Linked DNA regions of Homo sapiens: region 1 is linked to region 2. Evidence: read pairs that join two places in POLR2A ChIA-PET (ENCODE). Cell type or tissue: GM12878. All regions are shown on one strand. Links, peaks and the distances in the headings refer to the core of each region. The heading gives the core; the rest is flanking DNA.

The links. Peaks named below come from ENCODE experiments on the same cell type or tissue, not always from the same donor. Only the 100,000 strongest peaks of a DNase experiment are listed, where the experiment ranks them.
Region 1: POLR2A ChIA-PET joins it to region 2 with 8 read pairs; 4 of 35 experiments call an interaction of 5 or more read pairs at or near these places.

The regions. Positions count from the first base shown.
Region 1 is chr19:9,917,833-9,926,392 of GRCh38, forward strand. All of the region lies in intron 1 of OLFM2 (olfactomedin 2), which reads right to left. Among named protein-coding and RNA genes, the nearest start is that of OLFM2, 14 kb to the right of the region's middle. In GM12878, for the core only: no CTCF peak of the experiment used is centred there; no DNase peak of the experiment used is centred there.
Region 2 is chr19:10,371,494-10,376,493 of GRCh38, forward strand. All of the region lies in intron 3 of TYK2 (tyrosine kinase 2), which reads right to left. Among named protein-coding and RNA genes, the nearest start is that of TYK2, 6.6 kb to the right of the region's middle. In GM12878, for the core only: no CTCF peak of the experiment used is centred there; a DNase peak (open chromatin) is centred at 2,418; H3K27ac peaks cover 772 bases.

The DNA.
Region 1 (8,560 bases), core at 2,105-7,104, 450 kb before region 2:
CTGAACACCCCACCACTCTGTGCCACTTACCCTACTTTAGTTGTTTTTTGTTTTGTTTTGTTTTGAGATGGAGTCTCGCTCTGTTGCCCAGGTTGGAGTGCAGTGGTGAAATCTCTGCTCACTGCAACCTCCATCTCCTGGGTTCGAGTAATTCTCGTGCCTCAGCCTCCCAAGTAGCTGGGTTTACAGGTGCATGCCACCATGCCTGGGTAATTTTTGTATTTTTAGTAGAGATGGGGTTTCACCATGTTGACCAGGCTGGTTTTGAACTCCTGACCTCTAGAGATCCACCCACCTCGGCCTCCCAAAGTGCTGGGATTACAGGCATGAGCCACCATGCCTGGCCACTTTAGTTCTTTTATCTTTTTTTTTAAGGCGAGGGGCTGGGCACTCTGTTGCCCAGGCTGGAGTGCAGTGGTGCAATCATAGCTCACTGCAACCTCAAACTCCTGGGCTCATGTGATCCTCCTACCTCAGCCTCCTGAATAGGTGAGACTACAGAGGCACACCACCGTGCCCAGCTAATTTTTTAAGTTTTCTGTAGAGATGGGGTCTCACTATGTTGCCCGGGCTGGTCTCAAACTCTTGGGCTCAGGCAATCCACCTGCCTCAGCCTCCCAAAATGCTGGGATTGTAGGCATAAGCCACCACGCCAGACCCTAAAACTCTTTTTAAAGACCCAGCAATTCCATCTACCCAAGAGAAACCAAAGCATATGTCTATGAAAAGACCTAAACATGAATATTCATAGCAGCATTGGTCATAATGAATGAAACAATCCAAAGACCCATCAACTGGTGAGTGAATAAACAAATTGCGGTACATCCATACAATGGAATGCCATTCCACCATAAAAAGGAATTTGCTCCTGATATATGCTACAATGTGGATGATCCTCAAAAACATTTTGCTAAGTAAAAGGAGCCAGACGCAAAAGACCACATAGTTTATGATTCTATTTATACATAATGTCCAGGGACAGCAAATCAATACAGACAGAAAGTAGACGAGAGATTGCCTGCAAGTGGGGGTGGGAGTGGAGATGGAATGCAAATGGGCACGGGGGCTGTTTTGGAGGTGATGAAAATGTCCTAAAATTGGATCGGGGTGATGGCTGCACAACTCTGTAAATTTACGAAAAGTCACTCAATTGCACGCTTACACAGGTGAATTTTATGCTCTGTAAATTATACCTCCATAAAACTGCTGAAAAGGGAAGATCCACCAGGCACGGTGGCTCACGCCTGTAATCCCAGCACCTTGGGAAGCTGAAGCGGGAGAATTGCTTGAAGCCAGGAGTTTGAGACCAGCCTGGGCAACGCAGTGAGACCTCATTTCTCTCTCTTTTTTTTGAGATGGAGTCTCGCTCTGTCACCCAGGCTGGAGTGCAATGGGATGATCTCGGCTCACTGCAAGTTCCGCTTCCCAGGCTCATGCCATTCTCCTGCCTCAGCCTCCGGAGTAGCTGGGGCTACAGGCGCCTACCACCACGCCCGGAGAATTTTTTATATTTTTAGTGGAGATGGGGTTTCACTGTGTTAGCCAGGATGGTCTCGATCTCCTGACCTCGTAATCCACCTGCCTCGGCCTCCCAAAGTGCTGGGATTTACAGGCATGAGACACCTTGCCCGGCCGAGACCTCATTTCTTCCTATTCATTTATTTATTTGAGACAGAGTCTCGCTCTGTCACTCAGGCTGGAGTGCAGTGGCCTGATCTTGGCTCACTGCAACCTTCCCCTCTGGGTTCAAGTGATTCCCTTACCTCAGCCTCCTGAGTAGCTGGGATTACAGGTGCACGCCACCACACCTGGCTAGTTTTTGTATTTTTAGTAGAGATAGCATTTTGCCACATTGGCCAGGCTGGTCTCAAACTCCTGACCTCAGGTGATCCTCCTGCCTCGGCCTCCCAAAGTGCTGGGATTACAGGCATAAGCCACCACACCTGGACCACTGCCATTTTTTTTTTTTTTTTTTTTTTTGAGACAGAGTCTTGCTCTGTCACCCAGGTTGGAGTGCAGTGGTGAGAGCTCGGCTCACTGCAATCTGTGCCTCCAGGGTTCAAGTGATTCTCGTGCCTCAGCCTCCTGAGTAGCTGGGATTACAGGGGCAAGCCACCATGCTCAGCTAATTTTTGTATTTTTTTTTTTTTTTAGTAGAGGTAGGGTTTCACCATGTTGGCCGGCTGGTCTCGAACTCCTGACCTCAGGTGGTCTGCCCACCTTGGCCTCCCAAAGTGCTAGGATTACAGCTGTAAGCCACCACACCTGGCCCCTCCCCACCAAAAAAATTTTTTTAAGTAGCTGGGCATGGTGGCATGTCCCTGTAGTACCAGCTACTTGGGAGACTGAGGTGGGAGGATCGCTTAAGCCCAAGTGTTTGAGGCTGCAGTGAGCTATGATGGCACCTCTGCACTCCAGCCTGGGCAACAGAGCAAGACCCTGCCTGTACAAAAGGGGGAGGCATTTTTAAACTTTACTTGCAAGCTCCCTCTTTGAGGTGCCCTGCACTGTACTAACACAAGAATAGGTGTCTCCTTAAATTTTGAGCCCAAGATTCCTTGCTTGCATCACCCTGGTCCTGGCAATGATGTACCCACGGTCAGAAATGAGAGATTATTTACTTTTTACCCCTCCTTCTCCATCACTCCTCTTCTATTCAAACCAGCACCAGAGCCAGCTAATCCTGATGCAGAAATATCTCAAGAAAGTGTCCCCTCTTCCCCATCATCATCACTGTGAACATCGTGCTGGTAAGCCACTGAAAAAAAATGTTTCTTCTGGGGCTAGGCGCGGTGGCTCATGCCTGTAATCCCAGCACTTTGGAAGGCTGAGGTAGGCAGATCACTTGAGGCCAGGAGTTCGAGACCACCCTGGCCAACATGGCAAAACTCTGTGTCTACTAAACATACAAAAAAAAAAAAAAAAGTAGCCAGGTGTGGTGGCACAGACCTGCAATCCCAGCTACTTGGGAGGCTGAGGCAGGAAAGTTATTTGAACCTGGGAGGCAGAGGTTGCTGTGAGCAGAGATCACACCACTGTACTCCAGCCTGGGCAACAGAGTGAGACTCCATCTTGAAAAAAAAAAAAGTTTATTTCCCTTGAAATTTCTGGGTGGTAAAAAACTCGTAACTGTTGGAAAAATATCAATAATTGCTGAGATTTATTTAGTACTATCATGTTCCAGACACCATTTGCAGCAAAGTACATGTAACAACTCATTTAACCCTCAGAATACCTATATGCAACAGACAGAATTATAATTTTCTTTTGTTTGTTTTGGGATTTTGTTGTTGTTGTTTTGAGACAGGGTTTTGCCTACCGTCACCCAGGCTGGAGTGCAGTCACATGATCATACTTCACTGTAGCCTCAACCTCCCTGGCTCAAGCGATCCTTCTGCCTCAACCTTCCGAGTAGCTGGGACTACAGTCACATGCCACCATGCTTGGCTAATTTTTTTTTATTTTTGGTAGAAACAGGGTCTTGCCATGTTGCCCAGGCTGGTCTCAAACTCCTGGGCTCAAGCGATCCCCTTGCCTCAGCTTTTCAAAACACTGGGAAGACAGGCATGAGCCACTGCACCCAGCTAGGCAAAGGTTTTTAAAATAGGACACTAATAAGCACTAGCCATGAAAGAAAAAATTATTTGAACTACATTAAATTTTTTTTTTTTTTTGAGACGGAGTCTCACTCTGTCACCGAGGCTGGAGTGCAGTGGCATGATCTTGGCTTGCTGCAAGCTCTGCCTCCCGGGCTCATGCCATTCTCCTGCCTCGGCCTCCCAAGTAGCTGGGACTACAGGCGCCCGCCACCACACCTGGCTATTTTGTATTTTTAGTAGAGACGGGGTTTCACCATATTAGCCAGGACGGTCTTGATCTCCTGACCTCGTAATCCGCCCACCTCGGCCTCCCAAAATGCTAGGATTACAGGCATGAGCCACCACACCCAGCCTGAACTACATTAAAATTAAGAAATCCTGGCTGAGTGCAGTGGCTCACGCCTGTCATCCCAGCACTTTGGGAGGCCGGGGCGGGAGGATGGTTTGAACCCAGGAATTTGAGACCAGCCTGGGCAACACGGTGAAACACCATCTCTAAAAAAACTACAAAAATTAGCTGGGTGTGGTGGTGTGCACCTATAGCTCCAGCAACTCGGCAGGCTAAGGTGGGAAGATCGCTTGAGCCCGGGAGATCGAGGCTGCAGTGAGCCGTAATTGCACCACTGCACTCCGGCCTGGGCAACAGAGTGAGACCCTGTCTCAAAAAAAAAAAAAAGAAATGAAATGAAATTAAGGAATTCTATTGATTAAAAGACACCACTAAGAGAATGAAAAGAAAAGCTACAGAGAAGATATTTGCAGTCATTATGTCCAATAAAAATCTCATATCCTGATTTTATAGTTATGTAAAATATGAATATGTATCTATGTAAAATCTAGATACACACACACACACACACACATTCCTACAAATCAGTAAGAAAAAACCAGACATCTGAACAGAGAAGTGGGCAAAAGACTTAGACATTTCACAAAAGTGGATATCCAAGTTGTCAATAAACATATGCAAAGGCACTTAATTCATCATCAGGCACATCACTCATCATCAGGAAATGTAAATGAAACCCACAATGTTCCCAGCACTTTAGGAAGCTAAGGTGGGAGGATCACTTGAGCCCAGGAGTTGGAGACCAGCCTAGGCAGCATAACCAGACCCTGACTCAAAAAAACAAAAATAAATTTATAAATAAACCCACAATGCAATACTATTTGGCACCCATCAGAATGTCTAAAACTAAAAAAAGGCCAGGCACAGTGGCTCATACCTGTAATCCCAGTACTTTGGGAGGCCAAGGTGGGTGGATTGCTTGAGCTCAGGAGTTCCAGATTAGCCTAGGCAACAGGGCAAAACCCCGTCTCTACAAAAAAATTCGCCAGGAGTGGTGCTGCATGCCTGTGGTTCTAGCTACTTGAGAGGCTGAGGTGGGAGGATCGCTTGAGCCTGGGAGGTTGAGGTTGCAGTGAGCACAGATCGTGCCACAGCACTCCAGCCTGGGTGACAGAGTGAGACCCTGTCTCAAAAAAAAAAAAAAAGAAAGAAAAAAAGAAAAGAAAAGAAAAAGAAAGACAACACCAAGTGTTGGGGAGGATATGGAGCAACTGGAACACTTCATACACTACTGGTGGAAGAGTTGTTGACTTTTTGGAAGAGTCTCTGAAACTTTGGAAGACTGTACAGCAGTTTCTCCCTATGACCCAGCAATTCCACTCCTACATATATACAGTTGAGCTTCATGATTCGAAAATTCCAGATTGGCAAATTTGCCTACTTGTTGCAATTTGTTTATACTCTAAGATCAATACTCGCTGGGGCATTTGTGGTCATTTGTGGACATGCACAGTGATAATTTTTTTTTTCTTGCTTAGAAACAGGGTGGAGTAGCTGGGCACGGTGGCTCATGCCTGTAATCCCAGCACTTTGGGATGCCAAGGTGGGCAGATCACTTGAGGTCAGGAGTTCAATACCAGCCTGGCCAACATGGTGAAATCCTGTCTCTACTAAAAATACAAAAATTAGCCAGGTATGGTGGGTGCACACCTGTAATCCCAGATGCTTGGGAAGCTGATGCACAAGAATTGCTTGAACCTGGGAGGCAGAGGTTGTAGTGAGACAAGATCATCGCCACTGCACTCCAGCCTAGGCAACAAAGTGAGACTGTCTCAGGAAAAAAAAAAAAAGAAAGAAAAGAAAGAAAGAAAGAAGGAAAGAAAGGAAAGAAGGAAAGAGAGAGAGAGAGAAGGAAAGAAAAGGAAAGGAAAGGAAAAGAAAAGAAAGAAAAAAGAAAAGAAAAGAAAGAAAAAAGAAAAGAAAAGAGTGCAGTGGTGGGATTGCCTTTACCTCCTGGGCTCAAGCGATCCTCCCAAGTAGCTGGGACTTCAGGCATGCAGCACCACACTTAGCTAATTAAACAAATTTTTTTTGTAGAGCTGGGCGTGGTGCCTCACGCCTGTAATCCCAGCACTTTGGGAGGCTAAGGCAGGTGGATTACCTGAGGTCAGGAGTTCGAGACCAACCTGGCCAACATGTCGAAACCCCATCTCTACTAAAAATACAAAAATTAGCCGGGCTTGGTGGTGTGTGCCTGTAATCCCAGCTACTCGGGAGGCTGAGGCTCAAGAATCACTTGAACCCACGAGGTGGAGGTTGCAGTGAGCCGAGGTCGTACCACTGCATTTCAGCCTGGGCAACAGAGCAATAACCTCGTCTCTACAAAAAAAAAAAAAAAAAAAAAAAAAGCCCGGGCGCAGTGGCTCACACCTGTAATCCCAGCACTTTGGGAGGCCAAGGCAGGCAGATCACGAGGTCAGGAGATCGAGACCATCCTAACACGGTGAAACCCCGTCTCTACAAAAATACAAAAAAATTACCTGGGCGTGGTGGCGGGCGCCTGTAGTCCCAGCTATTCGGGAAGCTGAGGTAGGAGAATGGCGTGAACCCGGGAGGCGGAGCTTGCAGTGAGCCAAGATCACACCACTGCACTCCAGCCTGGGCGACAGAGCGAGACTCTGTCTCCAAAAAAAAAAAAAAAAAAAAAAAAAAATTGTTTTTGAAATGGAGGTCTCGCTCTGTCGCCCAGGCTGGTCTCGAACTCCTGGGCTGAAGCCATCCTTCCGCCTTGGCCACCCAAAGCACTGGGATTATGGGCGTGAGCCATTGCTCCCGGCCTGACAACATACTCAGTCACCCAACCCTGTTGAGGTCTAATAAGGAGACACTCTGCTTTCTTCCTCCAGCTCTGATACTACATGCAAGTGTCTTTTTTATGGTCCATTTAGTGCCAAGCTTTTCATATTTTTGTGCTGTTTGTTGGTGACTCTGCTATCTTCAGTGGCCCCCACGCACCGTGCTGAAGTGTAGTCTAGTGTTTCTAAGTCAAGAAGGCCGTGACGTGTGTCACGGAGAAAAGACGTGTTACAGAAGCTTCATTCAGGCATCAGATCTAGTGCTATTGGCCGGGAGTTCAATGTTAATGAATCAAAAAATAAATATATATGTGATATATATATATATATGCGTGTATATATATAGATATGATTGATATATATATATGATATTCTAAAACAGAAACACACATAAAACAAAGTTATGGCTGGGCGCCGTGGCTCATGCCTGTAATCCCAGCACTTTGGGAGGCTGAGGCAGGCAGATCGTTTGAGCCCAGGAGTTGGAGACCAGCCTGGGCAACATGGTGAAATCCTAGCTCTACAAAAAATTAGCCAGGCCTGGCGGTGCATAGTCCCAGCTACTCAGCGTGTTGGGAGGCTGAGGTGGGAGAATGGCTTGAGTCCGGAAGGCGGAGGCTGCAGTGAGCCTAGATCACACCACCGCACTCTAGCCTGGGGGACAGAGTGAGACCCTGTCTAAACAAAACAAAACAAAAAAAGTTATATATTATTCAGTTGACAAAAACGTTGTGGTCAGAGGCTTTTGACAAAAATAGCAAGTGTTGGTGAGGATGTGGAAAAATAGGAACCCTTTGTGGGAATGTAAAATAGCGCAGTCGCCGTAGAAAACATTATCGTAGTTCTTCAAAAACTTAAAACATAGTTACCATATGACCCAGCAATACTTTTTCTTTTTTGAGACAGGATCTTACCCTGTCACCCAGGCAATGGTACAATCATGGCGCACTGCAGCCTTGACCTCCTGGGCTCAAGTAATCCTCCCACCTCAGCCTCCCAAGTAGCTGGGACCACAGGCACAGCTAATTTTTGTATTTGTTGTAGAGACACGGTTTCACCATGTTGCTGAGGTTGGTCTCAAACTCCTGGGCTCAAGCAATCCACCCACCTCAGCCTCCCAATTGCTGGGATTACAGGTGTGAGCCACCGCGCCTGGCCCAGCAATGCCACTTCTGAATACGTACACAAAAGAATTGAACTCAGTGTCTCAAAAAGATATTGGTACACCCGTGATCATAGCAGTATTATTCAAAAAAGCCCAAAGGTGAAAACAACCAGGCCGGGCGCGGTGGCTCACACCTGTAATCCTAGCACTTTGGAAGGCTGAGGTGAGAGGATTGCTTCAGGCCAGGAGTTGAAGACCAGCTTGAGCAAGATGACAAGACCCCATCTCTACAGAAAAAATTTAAGAATTAGCCAGCCGTGGTGGCATGCACCTGTAGTCCCAGCTACTTGGGAGGCTGAGGTGGAAGGATCCCTGGAGCCCAGGAGATAGAGGTTGCAGCGAGCTGTGATGGTGCCACTGCACTCCAGCCTGAGTGATGGAGAGAGACCTCCTCTGTAACATTAAGACTTTTTTTTAAAAAAAAGCTGAAAACAACCCAGTGTCTATTTATTGATGAATGAATGGATAAACAAAATGTGGTATATCCATACATGGAATATGATTCAGCCTTTAAAAGGATGGAAATTCTAGGCCAGGCATGGTGGCTCACGCCTGTAATTCCAGCACTTTGGAAGGCTGAGGCGGGCGGATCACGAGGTCGGGAGATCGAGACCATCCTGGCTAACATGGTGAAACCCCATCTCTACTAAAA
Region 2 (5,000 bases), core at 1-5,000:
GCTGGGCGTGGTGGCGCATGCCTGTAATCCCAGCTACTCGGGAGGCTGAGGCAGGAGAATTGAACCTGGGAGGTGGAGGTTGCGGTGAGCTGAGATCGTGCTATTGCACTCCAACCTGGGCAACAGGAGCGAAACTCTGTCTCAAAAAAAAAAAAGTTATGAACTGTAAATGTGTGGTATTATACTGCAGACGTCCCTCTGCAATGTGCTTTTTCAGGCTACGAGAGGTTATAAAGCTTCATGCAGAATGACATGAGTAATTCTGGTTAAATTCCTTCTCCCGGCTGCGCAGTAGTCCAGTATTCAACCAGATTGCAATTTACTTAGGCAGTCTCTTATTGAGGGACTTTGCAATGGTCTCCCCTTTTCCATATGATAAACAAGGCGGCTCTAAACATTCTCATAAGTGTCCCTGGGAGCACATGAGCTGACTGTTTATAGAGTGACTGTCACTGTCCAGGAGTGGAACTATATGGCCTCAGGGAAGATGTTTCTGAGTTTTTGTTTTTTTTTTTGAGACGGAGTCTCGATCTGTCGCCCAGGCTGGAGTGTGGTGGCTCAATCTCCGCTCACTGCAAGCTCTGCCTCCTGGGTTCACGCCATTCTCCTGCCTCAGCCTCCCGAGTAGCTGGGACTACAGGCGCCCGCCACCATGCCCAGCTAATTTTTTTGTATTTTTTTAGTAGAGACGGGGTTTCACCGTGTTAGCCAGGACGGTCGCAATCTCCTGACCTCATGATTCGCCCACCTCAGCCTCCCAAAGTGCTGGGATTACAGGCGTGAGCCACGGCGCCCGGCCTGGGTTTTTTTTTTTTTTTGAAGCAGGATCTTGCTCTGACATATAGGCTGGAATACAGTGGTGCAATCATGGCTCAGTGCAGCCATGACCTCCCTGGCTCAAGCAGTCCTCCTGCCTCAGTCTCCTGAGTAGCTGGGAAATACAGGAACACGCCACCACACACAGCTATATATATATATATATATATATATATTTTTTTTTTTTTTTTTTTTTTTGAGACAGCATCTTGCTCTGTCACCTAGGCTGAAGGGCAGTGGCATGATCACTGTAGCTTCAACCTCCCGGGCTCAAGTGATCCTCCCACCTCAGCCTCCTGAGTAGCTGGGACTACAGGTGCACACCAGCACACAGCACACCTGGCTAATTTTTTGTATTTTTAGTAGAGACGGGGTTTCGCGATGTTGCCCAGGCTGATCTTGAACTCCTGGGCTCAAGTGATCCTCCACGCTTAGCCTCCAAAACTGCTGGGATTGCAGGCGTGAGCCACTGCATCCAGCTTTGACTGTGTTATCAAATCACTCTCCAAAGTCACACCATGGAATTATACTGCCCCTCTGTGAAGGGAGGATACCTCCCTGTGAAACAATATATATTTTTTTTAGATGGAGTCACCCAGACTGGAGTGCAATGTTGCAATCTTGGTTCACCGCAACTTCTGCCTTTCAGGTTCAAGTCATTCTCCTGTCTCAGCCTCCTGAGTAGCTGGGACTACAGGCATGTGCCACCATGCCCAGCTAATTTTTTGTATTTTTTTTTTTTTTGGATAGAGTTTTTGCTCTTGTTGCCCAGGCTGGAGTGCAGTGGCGTGATCTCGGCTCACTGTAACCTCCACCCCCTGGGTTCAAGCGATTCTCCTGCCTCAGCCTCCTGAGTAGCTGGGATTACAGGCGCCCGCCACCACGCCCGGCTAATTTTTTGTATTTTCAGTAGAGATGGGGTTTCATCATGTTGACCAGACTGGTCTCCAACTCCTGACCTCAAGTGATCCACCCGCCTTGGCCTCCCTAAGCGCAAGGATTACAAGTGTGAGCTACGGCACCTGGCCAATGTTTCATATTTTTGTTTTTTGAGACCGAGTCTCTGTCACCCAGGCTGGAGTGCAGTGGTGCGATCTCGGCTCACTGCAACTCCGCCTCCCAGGTTTAAGTGATTCTCCTGCCTCAGCCTCCCAAGTAGCTGGGATGTGCGTCACCACGCCCAGCTAATTTTTATATTTTTAGTAGAGACGGGGTTTCACCATGTTGGCCATGCTGGTCTCAAACTCCTAACCTCAAGTGATCTGCCCGCCTCAGCCTCCCAAAGTGCTGGGATTACAGGCGTGACCCACTGTGCCTGGCTTGAGACAACTTCTTAAAGAACCAGTCAAAAATAAAAAATAAAAATAAAAGAACTAGTCAGACTGCTTCACTCTCTGGCTTAAACCTTCCATGGCTCCCCATTGCTCCCGGAGAATGCCCAACCCCTTGACCCTTGATTCTGAGTACCCCCACCCTGGCTTTTGCCTGCTATGCCCCAATTTCAATTGTTACTTCCCCTTCCAAACTCTCAAAATTGATACCCCAGTCACCCTGAAGGTCTTTCGCTTCCTCAAACAGATCAAGCTCTCCGGGCCTCCATGCATGCTGTTCCCTCTGCTGAGCGTGTTTCACATCACCCGCACACCTGTCTGAATCCTTTAATAATCAGTCATGGGGGCGGGCACAGTGGCTCACACCTGTAATCCCAGCACTTTGGGAGGCTGAGGTGGGCGGATCACGAGGTCAGGAGATCGAGACCATCCTGGCTAGCACAGTGAAACCCTGTCTCTACTAAAAATACAAAAAATTAGCCAGGCGTGGTGGTGGGTGCCTATAGTCCCAGCTCCTCGGGAGGCTGAGGCAGGAGAATGGCGTGAACCCGGAAGGCGGAGCTTGCAGTGAGCTGAGATCGCGCCACTGCACTCCAGCCTGGGCGACAGAGCGAGACTCTGTCTCAAACAACACAACAAAACAAAACAAAGAATCAGCCATGGCCAGGCTCGAGGGTGCACACTTGTAATCCCAACACTTTGGGAGTCTGAGGCAGGTGGATCACTTGAGGTCAGGAGTTCGAGACCAGCCTGGCCAACATGGTGAAACCCCCGTCTCTACTGAAAATACAAAAATTAGCCAGGTGTGGTGGTGGGCGCCTGTAATCCCAGCTACTCAGGAGGCTGAGGCAGGAGAATCACTTGAACCCGGGAGGCGGAGGTTGCAGTGAGCCGAGATCACACCACTGCACTCCAGCCTGGGTGACAGAGCGAGACTCCGTCTCAAAAAAAAAAAAAAAAAAAAAAGCCGGGCACGGTGGCTCACACCTGTCATCCCAGCACTTTGAGAGGCCGAGGCAGGGGGAACAGCATGCATGTTCAAGACCAGCCTGACCAACATGGTGAAACCCCGTCTCTACTAAAAATACAAAAATTAGCTGGGCGTGGTGGCAGGCGCCTGTAATCCCAGCTACTCAGGAGGCTGAGGCAGGAGGATCGCTAGAACCCGGGAGGCGGAGGTTGCAGTGAGCCAAGATTGTGCCATTGCACTCCAGCTTTGAGGACTGAGCGAGACTTCGTTTCAAAAAAAAAAAAAAAATCAGTCATGGCCAGGCGCGATGGCTCATGCCTCCCAACACTTTGGGAAGCCAAGGCGGGTGGATGGCTTGAGCCCAGGAGTTTGAGACCAGCATGAGGCAACATGCAAAAAATACAAAAATTATCCGGGTGTGGTGACATGTGCCTGTAGCCCCAGCTATTTGGGAGACTGAGGCAGGAAAATCACTTGAGCCTGGGCAGTTAGAGGCTGCAATGCGTCATGATTGCACCACTGCATTTCAGCCTGGGCAAGAGAGAGACTGTCTCTACGAAAGAAAAAAAAAAAAAGACTCAGCCATCAATGGGGAAGTAGGAAGTGTTATAAAAATTGATTACAATGCCCCCATCCAGTCATGGAAAGCTGGGAATGGGGGAGGTAAGAGGAGTTTCTGGAGGAAGGTATATGTAACCAAAGCCGCCTTAGAAAGGCCTTTCCTTGGTTGGGCATGGTGGCTCACGCCTGTAATCCCAGCACTTTGGGAGGCTGAGGCAGGTGGATCACTTGAGGTCAGAAGTTCGAGACCAGCCTGGCCAACATGGCAAAACTCCAGCTCTACTAAAAATATAAAAACTAGCCGGGCGTGGGGTGTGCACCTGTAATTCCAGCTACTCAGGCGGCTGAGGCAGGAGAATGGCTTGAACCTGGGACATGGAGGTTGCAGTGAGCTGAGGTCACACCACTGCACTCCAGCCTGGGTGACAGAGTGAGACCCTATGTCATTAAAAAAAGAAAATTGGGCCGGGCATGGTGGCTCACACCTGTAATCCCAGCACTTTGGAGGGCCGAGGCGGGCAGATCACGAGGTCAGGAGATCAAGACCATCCTGGCTAACACGGTGAAACCCCACCTCTACTAAAAATACAAAAAAAAAAAAAAAATCTAGCCGGGCATGGTGGCACACACCTGTAGTCCCAGCTACTCGGGAGGCTGAGGCCGGAGAATCGCTTGAACCCGGGAGGCGGAGGTTGCAGTTAGCTGAGATTGCGCCATTGCACTTCAGCCTGGGACAGAGCGAGACTCCATCTCAAAAAAAAGAAAAAAAGAAAGACTGTAGTAGATATATTTGGAAGTGCAATTTCCTGTGCAGGAGGAGGGAAAGCCTTTCTTTCTTTTTTTTTTTTTTTTTTCTTTGAGATGGAGTTTCGCTCTTGTTGCCCAGGCTGGAGTACAATGGCACGATCTCAGCTCACTGCAGCCTCCACCTCCCAAGTTCAAGCAATTCTCCTGCCTCAGCCTCCTGAGTAGCTAGGATTGCAGGCACCTGCCACCATGCCTGGCTACATTTTGTATTTTTAGTAGAGATGCGGTTTCACTACATTGGCCAGGCTGGTCTTGAACTCCTGATCTCAGGTGATCTGCCCGCCTCAGCCTCTGAAAGTGTTGGGATTACAGGCATGAGCCACCGCACCTGGCCTTTTTTTATTTTTGAAACGGAGTCTAGCTCTGTCACCCAGCCTGGAGTGCAGTGCTGTGATCTCGGCTCACTGCAACCTCCATGTCCCAGGTTCAAGCTATTCTCCTGCCTCAGCCTTCTGAGTAGCTGGGATTGCAGGCACCTGCCACCATGCCTGGCTACATTTTGTATTTTTAGTAGA